3 separate regions of the Homo sapiens genome follow, and regions 2 and 3 are each linked to region 1. A link is a contact called in ENCODE Hi-C or POLR2A ChIA-PET data. All regions are on one chromosome and are shown on one strand. Each heading gives the region's core, a stretch centred on a gene start or an enhancer-like site at or near the end of the contact. The rest is flanking DNA. Distances are from core to core; before and after follow the strand shown. Region 1 holds the start of PMS1 (PMS1 homolog 1, mismatch repair system component). Region 2 holds the start of HSPE1-MOB4 (HSPE1-MOB4 readthrough). Region 3 holds the start of SLC39A10 (solute carrier family 39 member 10).

Evidence for each region. A loop is a pair of places that touch in the nucleus more often than their neighbours do. ChIA-PET counts read pairs that join two places held with the same protein, here RNA polymerase II (POLR2A). Pooled maps may share reads with other maps.
Region 2: a pooled map shows a loop between it and region 1 (16-fold over the local background). The contact joins the promoter of HSPE1-MOB4 here to the promoter of PMS1 in region 1. A Hi-C loop is called at or near these places in 1 of 168 maps with a recorded cell type or tissue (B cell) and 7 of 50 pooled maps.
Region 3: a loop to region 1 is called in a map of natural killer cell, with 8 times the contacts of the local background. The contact joins the promoter of SLC39A10 here to the promoter of PMS1 in region 1. A Hi-C loop is called at or near these places in 3 of 168 maps with a recorded cell type or tissue (B cell, CD8-positive, alpha-beta T cell and natural killer cell), 1 of 37 single-sample maps with no recorded cell type and 10 of 50 pooled maps. POLR2A ChIA-PET finds 5 or more read pairs at or near these places in 1 of 52 experiments (BJ).

Annotation. Positions count from the first base shown.
Region 1 is chr2:189,783,123-189,785,757 of GRCh38, reverse strand. PMS1 (PMS1 homolog 1, mismatch repair system component) reads right to left here and starts at 1,308. Exons shown (of 13, transcript NM_000534.5): 1 at 1,165-1,308. ORMDL1 (ORMDL sphingolipid biosynthesis regulator 1) reads left to right here and starts at 1,419. Exons shown (of 5, transcript NM_016467.5): 1 at 1,419-1,489; 2 at 2,635. RefSeq lists enhancers at 891-940, 1,491-1,720, 1,731-1,790, 1,881-1,960, 1,246-2,132 and a silencer at 1,301-1,350.
Region 2 is chr2:197,499,047-197,501,681 of GRCh38, reverse strand. HSPE1-MOB4 (HSPE1-MOB4 readthrough) reads right to left here and starts at 1,303. Exons shown (of 9, transcript NM_001202485.2): 1 at 1,243-1,303; 2 at 444-608. The coding sequence starts at 1,245. It overlaps HSPD1 (heat shock protein family D (Hsp60) member 1), which reads left to right and starts at 1,842. Exons shown (of 12, transcript NM_002156.5): 1 at 1,842-1,900. HSPE1 (heat shock protein family E (Hsp10) member 1) reads right to left here and starts at 1,303. Exons shown (of 4, transcript NM_002157.3): 1 at 1,243-1,303; 2 at 444-608. The coding sequence starts at 1,245. RefSeq lists an enhancer at 1,183-1,242 and silencers at 1,383-1,442, 1,633-1,962.
Region 3 is chr2:195,655,925-195,658,559 of GRCh38, reverse strand. It overlaps SLC39A10 (solute carrier family 39 member 10), which reads right to left and starts at 1,334. Exons shown (of 10, transcript NM_020342.3): 1 at 1,279-1,334. RefSeq lists silencers at 566-665, 866-985, 1,016-1,065.

The DNA of each region.
Region 1 (2,635 bases), core at 59-2,558:
ATTTAGTTCAGTATCAACTCTTCAAGCCTTTCTTCCCTGCTGCAGCCTCCTTTCCTTCACCTGCCAACAGATTAGGTATTCCTTCCCCTGCAGTCCCCCTTTACCTCATTTCTAATTAACCTCATCACAAGTTACTCTATTAATATGTGTTTCTGTCTGTTGCTCCTGACTCAGAGTTCTTTGAGGACAGGGGTTTTATATCAATCACACATCGCTAGCATAGCCCCTGGAATATAGCACTCTATACCATATGTGTACCAAATGGAAGGGTTTATATCGGGCTTACAAATCACAGCAAAGAATGTCTGGGAATATCAGGATAGTCAGTCTTCCATATTTGCTGGGAGGGAAAAGGAACACTTCTGAAGAAGTGCTGATGACCCGGAAAGTCAGTTAAGGACAACAGGTGTGCCTAAAAAAGAAGTAAAGATCAGAGAACTCACAGACTTCCATTAGAGAGAACACAAAGAAATCATTTATTTAAAGATCAGACTAAATCCAAAACAATTAGGTTCACAAAGCCAACAGAAATGCAAGATACAGACATACACAGCCAACATTCTCTTAAGTCAATTTCAAAATGTTGAAAGCTATTTCGGCAATAAAAATCACAAACTTTCTGCACTGCCAAGGTGAGGGAAATTACATTTCAAAGGCGATTCCAAAAAAACCTAATCAAGACTTTCCTCAGGATCAATTTTTGGTATTCACATTTCCTTAGCATGTAATACAGGTGCCTGTCTTCGGCGTACGGATAAACCCAGAAGGCCAAGAGCAAAAATCGTGATTAACTTTAAAGAGTTTAACTTGCACCCCTTGTATGATGCCACAGGATACAATACTATAAACCGCCACTCACACAAGATGAGTTACAGTTGCCATGGGTTAAATCTGCTGCCTGGAAAACAAATTTTAAGTCCTCCACCCAGAAGGGTCTGGGGAATGGGACGCAACAAAGACCAAGCCAGAACACCCCGGAGCCCAGACCTGCTCAGAAAACGCGTTCCACGTGTGCGCGCCCGCAAGCCCGGCTTCGCTTCCCGCCCCGCGGGGAGCGCCCTTAGCTGCCCTATAGCGTTCGCGCCCGGACCAGGACGAGTAGAGGGGACGGGGCCCTCGAGCCATCGAGGATATAATAAATACCCGTTAGTCACACCACACTACCTTCCTGCTAGCGCGAGGCAGGCAATTACCATCCACTAGCCGCAAGCAGCCAGCGTCTCACCCGATGCGCAGGCCCAACCCCGCACCCGCACCCGCACCCAGCACGCACGCGCGCGGCAGAGCGGGTGCAGAGAGCGCGGCACTGAGTCCCGCCTCGCCCGGGGGCAACGTGAGATTGGCGCTGCTCGCAGCCAATCCGCTGGCAGCGAGTCTGTCCGGGAAAGCTTCCGCAAGCTGCGCAGCGCCGGGCCTGAGGGCGTGTATCCGCGGCCGTAGCAGCCGGGCTGGTCCTGCTGCGAGCCGGCGGCCCGGAGTGGGGCGGCGGGTAAGTGGGCACGAACGCGGTGGACGCTGTACAGTCGCCTTCGTCGGTAGGGAACTGCTGGCGGCCTAGGGGTCGTCCTGAGAGGGAAAAGCGGGCTCCGGCTGCATCTGCGGCGCCCTGCGTGGCCGTAAGAGCCAAGTGGCCTCAGAGGCTCGCCCCCTACGCAAATCCTCGTTGTCTTGCCAGGGTCCTGACGTGACGTGCGGCCGCGAGAAGGAAGGGGCGGGTTGGGGGAGGCGCTGAGGTGGTAGCAGCGGCGGCTTTTGCTGAGTTTTCTCTGGCCCAGAGCGCTCGGGCTGTCGGTCTAGCAGGGGGGACTCCCCTGAGGGGCCGCTGCGGGTCGCCGTCTTCGGAGGCACCGGCGAGGGCAGAGCCAACAGCCTCTTCACGGTCTGTAAGGTCATTGTTTGCCAGTCGTGGGCAGCGCGGCAAACCTGCTGGGAAAAGGTTTTCTGGTTGGAATAGGATGAGTACCGCACCAGCTTTGCCTTCCAGCTGAGATGTAAATTTCAGGCCTCCATCCTGTGGAACGTGGGAAAACTATCTTGAGTGTTGGCATGTTCTAAGTATGACATAATAGTTTAATGTATGATAAATCATGGGTGTTTAGACGAAAGATTTACACATATAAATTGGAGGCTTTAGCGGTCTTAGTGTAACTAACTTTTCGTCCCCTTAACCCTTGATGCCTGTTCTATGGGTCTCTAGAGCGGAAGGAGCATTATACTCCGGAAACATTTGCTGGAAGGGGTTATGAGAAATTCCTCTCTGTATGCTAACTCCGTAATACAAGCGTTTGTGTATTTTAAAATCACAGCTGTTCCAAATATAATCTAGCCTCGTTTTCCCCCTCCGTCGGATGATAGGTGTTCTTCAGGACAGTTTTATTTTAAGCAATTCTTAGTCTCAAGTAAACACCATCATTAAAAGAACTGAGAACTATTATCAATTCTTCCTTTGGAGTCCATCTTCAATGGAAAGGAGAAGGGAAAACCTTTTTTAAAAAGAAGAAAGAAAACTGAAGTTTTTGATTTGACTAGAGAAATATTCAGAAGACTCCTTATTTTCACCTAGTTTAATCACAAAATTGAGAAACAAACATTATCCCTTGACCATGTAAATTTTACACCACATTATGTCAACAGC
Region 2 (2,635 bases), core at 54-2,553, 7.7 Mb before region 1:
AAATGATTCTCCTGCCTCAGCCTCCCCAGTAGCTGGGATTACAGGCGCATGCCACCACACCCGGCTAATTTTTGTATCTTTAGTAGAGACGGGGTTTCACCATGTTGGTCAGGCTGGTCTTGAACTCCTGACCTTGTGATCCGCACACCTCGGCCTCCCAAAGTGCTGAGATTACAGGCGAGAGCCACCGCACCCGGCCTATTGAGGACAATTTTTAATACTCTGAAACTATCACATAAAATAAGCATCATAGCATTGGTCATATAAAATAAGCAACTTTATATTAGTCATTTCCCTTTAAGAAACAGATTAGAACCAAAGCAGTTAATGATCTTGAAAACGACATAAACTCTACTTAATAAGCGACTTTTAATACTCCAGAATTACTTCTTTTCCCTCCACTGCACACTATAAAAAATAGTTCCACTGCAGCTCCCATTTACCTTTCCTTTAGAACCCGATCCAACAGCGACTACTGTTGCTTGCAATACTTTTCCTTGAGATTTTTCTGGAAGCATAATGCCTCCTTTGGTTACAGTTTCAGCAGCACTCCTTTCAACCAATACTCGGTCAAAGAGTGGAAGAAACTTTCTAAACGCTTGTCCTGCCTGTAGGAAGAGAAATGTTTTGAAACAAAAACTAAATGTAATCACATTATCAACAGGCAACGCCACCGTGCTATACATCTCAACACGTTTTGGCTTTGAAAGTTAACACCAAACCTCAGCTTATTCGTTAAGGAAGCGCATTTGAATGTACTAACCAATATTCCAAGTTTAATTCCCGATTCCTTACGTCTGTTAGGGGTCGTTGTCGCTCCTCCGGTGAGCAACCAGACCAGCTTTAAGGTCAACCTTAGTTTATTCCAAGGTCAAATGTTTTCCTTCTTCAGGTTTTTCCAGAAATTTTCAGGAAACGCTGGGTCAAGCTCCCTGCCTGGCACCATGATTTTTACCCAAGATATTACACATCCACAAAGGCCCTGCAGAAGCAGGTGAGACGCTGCGCGTGCGCCCGGGTTCTCGCCCCCCTGCCTTACACACCGGCAGCACACGCGCGTGCAAAGAGCCCTGGGGGAGAAAAGGGTCGGGCGGGCCTTGCCGCTCCAAGGTGCCATCGGGCGCTGGTCACTGAGTGGCCACCAATCCCTCCCGCCCAGCCCAACAAAAGAGGGGCGTCAGGGATCCCCGTACGCCTCAGACAGGCCCGGGCCTGCAGGCCTCGGGGCCACGCGGGACTCACCATTACTCCCTCCGCCTCAGACTCGTACTCTGCTCTAGTGTAGCGCCGCAAAGAGACTCGCAGTCCGGCCCTGGCGACACGTGAAAAAATCACCCAGCGCGCAGGCGCGCTCGCCCCAGCGGTCGCCGCTAGCCCCCTCGCCCCTCCCAGGGAGGGAGGGCGGTCGCCCCGACGCGCACCGCGATTCGCCCCAAGGGCCCTGCGCAGGACGCTGACGCGAAGACTCGGAGGCGGAAGAAAAAAGGAGCTGTTTCTAGGCTTTTCTAGGCGCCCAGCCGAGGTGAAAGAACTACCCCTTCGTCCCCTCCCGGAAATGACGCGATTTGACCCTTGAGCCGTAGGGAGCGCGGCATTTTCTGGAAAGTTCTGGAACCGAGCGAGGCCCGGGAACTAGACTAAGCCGGCCGGAGAGGGCTGAGCGCGCTAGCACACCCTGCGCGGGTAGGGAGGGGCGGGGCTCGCGCGCAGGGTGTGCAGATTGCAGGGCCCGGGCTGACGGGAAGTGGGTGGGAGCTGCCTGCACACGCGGTGCCGCGGGGCGGGAGTAGAGGCGGAGGGAGGGGACACGGGCTCATTGCGGTGTGCGCCCTGCACTCTGTCCCTCACTCGCCGCCGACGACCTGTCTCGCCGAGCGCACGCCTTGCCGCCGCCCCGCAGGTACGCGGCCTTCCCGCACCACCTCCCCCCGGCTCCTGCGACCCCCGAGTGGGCCTTCCTCCTCTGCGGTCCAGCTGGAGGGTGCGGGCGGCGACAACCTGGAGTTCCGCACCGCGCCGCACCGCAGGCCCAGGCCTGCGGGTCCAGGCCTCGCGGGTCCATGCGGGTTCCATCACGTGCGACGCGGATCCTGGACCTCGGCTGGGCGCGGGAGGGACAACTCGTGGGGTTTGAATTTGGGGGATTGTAACCACTTAGGCCCGCTGGTGCAACCTGCGCCTGGCCGACTTCAGGGAACCGGGGAGGGTGGTGTACGTGAGGGAACCGCTTTTTTCCCCCGCAGGCAGCTGGGATACCGCGCCTCCAGTCTTGACCTTGCTGGGGGCGTTCGGAAAGAAGGACACGTGGGCTCGCGCCGAGTGGGCCGGGCCGCCGCCCCCAGCATCGCGGCCTTGCTGGTTGCTCTGATACAGTAGCCTTGGGTGGATCCATGGAGACACTTTGCTGAGCGGCTTTTTGCACCGTCAGGAATACTTTTAACTTCCCTGGTCACTTGGATTTGTAACTTGCCTCTCTCCGGCTGACTTGGTTTCTCAGGGGCCACAGTTGGAGTGGGTCTGCCCACAAGGCCGTTTTCGCGGTGAAAGATTAACTCGTTTTTGGCGGCAGGGATAGGTGGCCGTGGGGAAGGAGCCGCATGTGCTTTGTGCTGGTGCTATAGGTCAGGCGCCGGCC
Region 3 (2,635 bases), core at 85-2,584, 5.9 Mb before region 1:
ATACACATCCAAAAAGAAAACAAATACAAACCTATTCTAGTTTTGCTCCAAGAATGACTCAGTTCCAATGTAAAATTAGAGGACTTAACAGCAAAAGGCATAAATAAAAGTTTCTTTTAAAAAACAGTATAACCTACCATACTTTTTGTTTTTTTCTAACATGTGTTTTGTGTCACTGTTACTTAGAATAGGTACTCGAGTGAACGACCCTTCCAACGGAGGGCTTCAGGTTCTGCAGTGATATTTCTTCCTCGTGCCAGATCCTTAGTACAGCCCATGTGGACAGGCTCCCACGTGAACATTTCTTTACAGAAGCCACAGGAAGACCTTGAACGTCATGTTGCTCGCGCCCTGGCAAGGCCCCCGCCCTTCTTAGCTGGGGCGTTCGAGGGACCCCAGGAGAGGCAAGGAGTTCAGCAGATTCCCAGACCCGGAGAGGCGGTGCGCGAAGGTTCCTCTACGCGATCCCCCTGCCGCGCCCCACATCGCTCTCCACCTAAGGGCTTTCCGGAACAAAGCCGTGCGGCCGCGCCACCTCCGGCCCACCCGGCCTGTCCCACCGACCCGGCCCCACCCTCACCCTCAGCTCCAGGGACCCCCAGCAGGCCGAGATCTTCACACCCCCGCGCTCCGCCTCGGCTTTTCGGTTGGTCCGGGAGAAAACTAGTAGGAGCAGAGGCGCCGCCGTCCGTTAGCCTCGGTCCGGAACAGCGGTGCCGAGGCTCCATCCCGGGGTCCCCTCGCCCCATTACAGACCAGAGAGAAGGACTGGAGAAGAAAAAACCGGGGCGCTGGTCGCCAAGCCCCCGAAGACCTGCCTACAGATCCCCAAAGCCTCGCCCGCCCGCGCCTGCGACGCCATCCGCGGCCGGCGCGCAGCCCCCTAACCGCCGCCACCCGCCCAGCGGTCACTCCCCCACCCCGGGCGCGGCCCGCGAGGCTCCGCCAACCTCCACAGGAAGGTGAGGGGGGCGCGAGGCTCCGCACGCGAAGTGGATGCCGCCGGCTCCCGATCCCGCGGCCCGCAGCAGCCCAGACCGCACACGAGGAGCCGCGGCGCCCAACACTCTGCCCACCACGCGCTCTGCTTCGGCTGGCCGCCGCCGACTGCAGCAGCTGCGGGAACCCCAGCGCCCGCATCCCCGAGGGAACCAGCCCCGACTCCCCGGTTCTGTTCTCCCTTTCTACCCCCACGCCGTCCCGGGACTCGCAGTCTCCGCCGCGCACGGGGCCGGTTCTGGGGGAGGGAATGTAAACAAATCGGGGTTTTATAGTTACCTCACACTCGAGTGCCGTGTGCATCTCCTCTCCGCTCGGTACCAAACCCCGGCTGCACCAAATCGTGTATTCACCAAAGCAGACTGCGCTAACTGCGTCGCAGAAACCGGCGCGTCTGACACCCTGCTACGCTTGCGGCGTACAAGGTCCACTCAGCTCCCTGCGCAGCCGCACCCCGTCCGCCTATGGGTGCTACGCTATGGGCGTACACGCGCCACCTAGCTATTCACTTCGGATAACGCCAGTTGCGTAAAGGAGTCGCACTACTCACGGATTCCACATGGATCGTCCGAGGAATAGGAAATTCAAGTCTACGCAAACTGCGGAGTTCCGTGGCTCCGCGCTAGTTTTGTTCCAAGAAAGAACGCCGCGGGGGAGTTGGGGCGGCTTCTTAACGCATGCGTGGAGCGCCCTTTATCATTCGCCTTTTCTCCTGGCTTTCGAACGTCGGTTGCTGAGGCCTTGGGCAAGGCGAATGAGTAATGGAAGCTCTAAACCCAAACGCTTTAGCCAAAAAGCTTCAGAGTGATCAACTGGAATGTTCATCTGTATACGAGTTAAACATCTACGTTAAGTTAACCCCGCCCCCTTTGTTAAAGTAACCTTTTCAGTCTCTTAGGGCAACAGCGAACTTTATTTAGTGCTAAGTGCGAGGTGTTTTGCCTAGCTCCCCTTCCCACCCATTTAATTCTAAAGCACACTTACTGCGGGTCTTCCAAACCTAAAAGAAAAAGTTGAGTCCTGAGAACATGTCACACATGTAGAGAAATTCTCGAGGCTTTTGGCAACTTTCCAAGGTCTTCACTCCTCTACTCCTCAACTGATCGACTATTTCTTAACACTCTATGACAAAAAAATCCCGATCCAGCCAAGCAGTTCCATGGACTTGTGCCTACACCGTGCTCATTCTTGCCCTTTGCTCACGCCATACATCCCATCTAAATTGTCTCCTCCCCTCTTAAGCAACCACCAACCCACATTTTCTTAAAAGGTGACTCTGGACGTCTTATTTTTGCTTCATTACTCTGCTTCCTGGCTCTTACTTAATCCACATGTTGAGGCGTATCTGCATTCCGCCTGGGGTGCCTGTGTTTCTATATCCAACCAGAATCTACTTAACACAGCGAGTTCTGGGGGTGCCTTACTGGTGTCTAGTAGAGAAAATAAAACCATGAACAGCAGTAATCGCAGGCTTGACTGTGTGTCAAGTACTCCACATATATATTAATTTAATCACCATAACACGGTGAGGTAGGAAACTGAGGCACACAAGACTTTAACTTGCCTGGTATCACAGAGCAGGTAGAGAAAAGAGTTGGGATTTCCAAACCCATTCAGTATGGACGGCTAGGTAGTC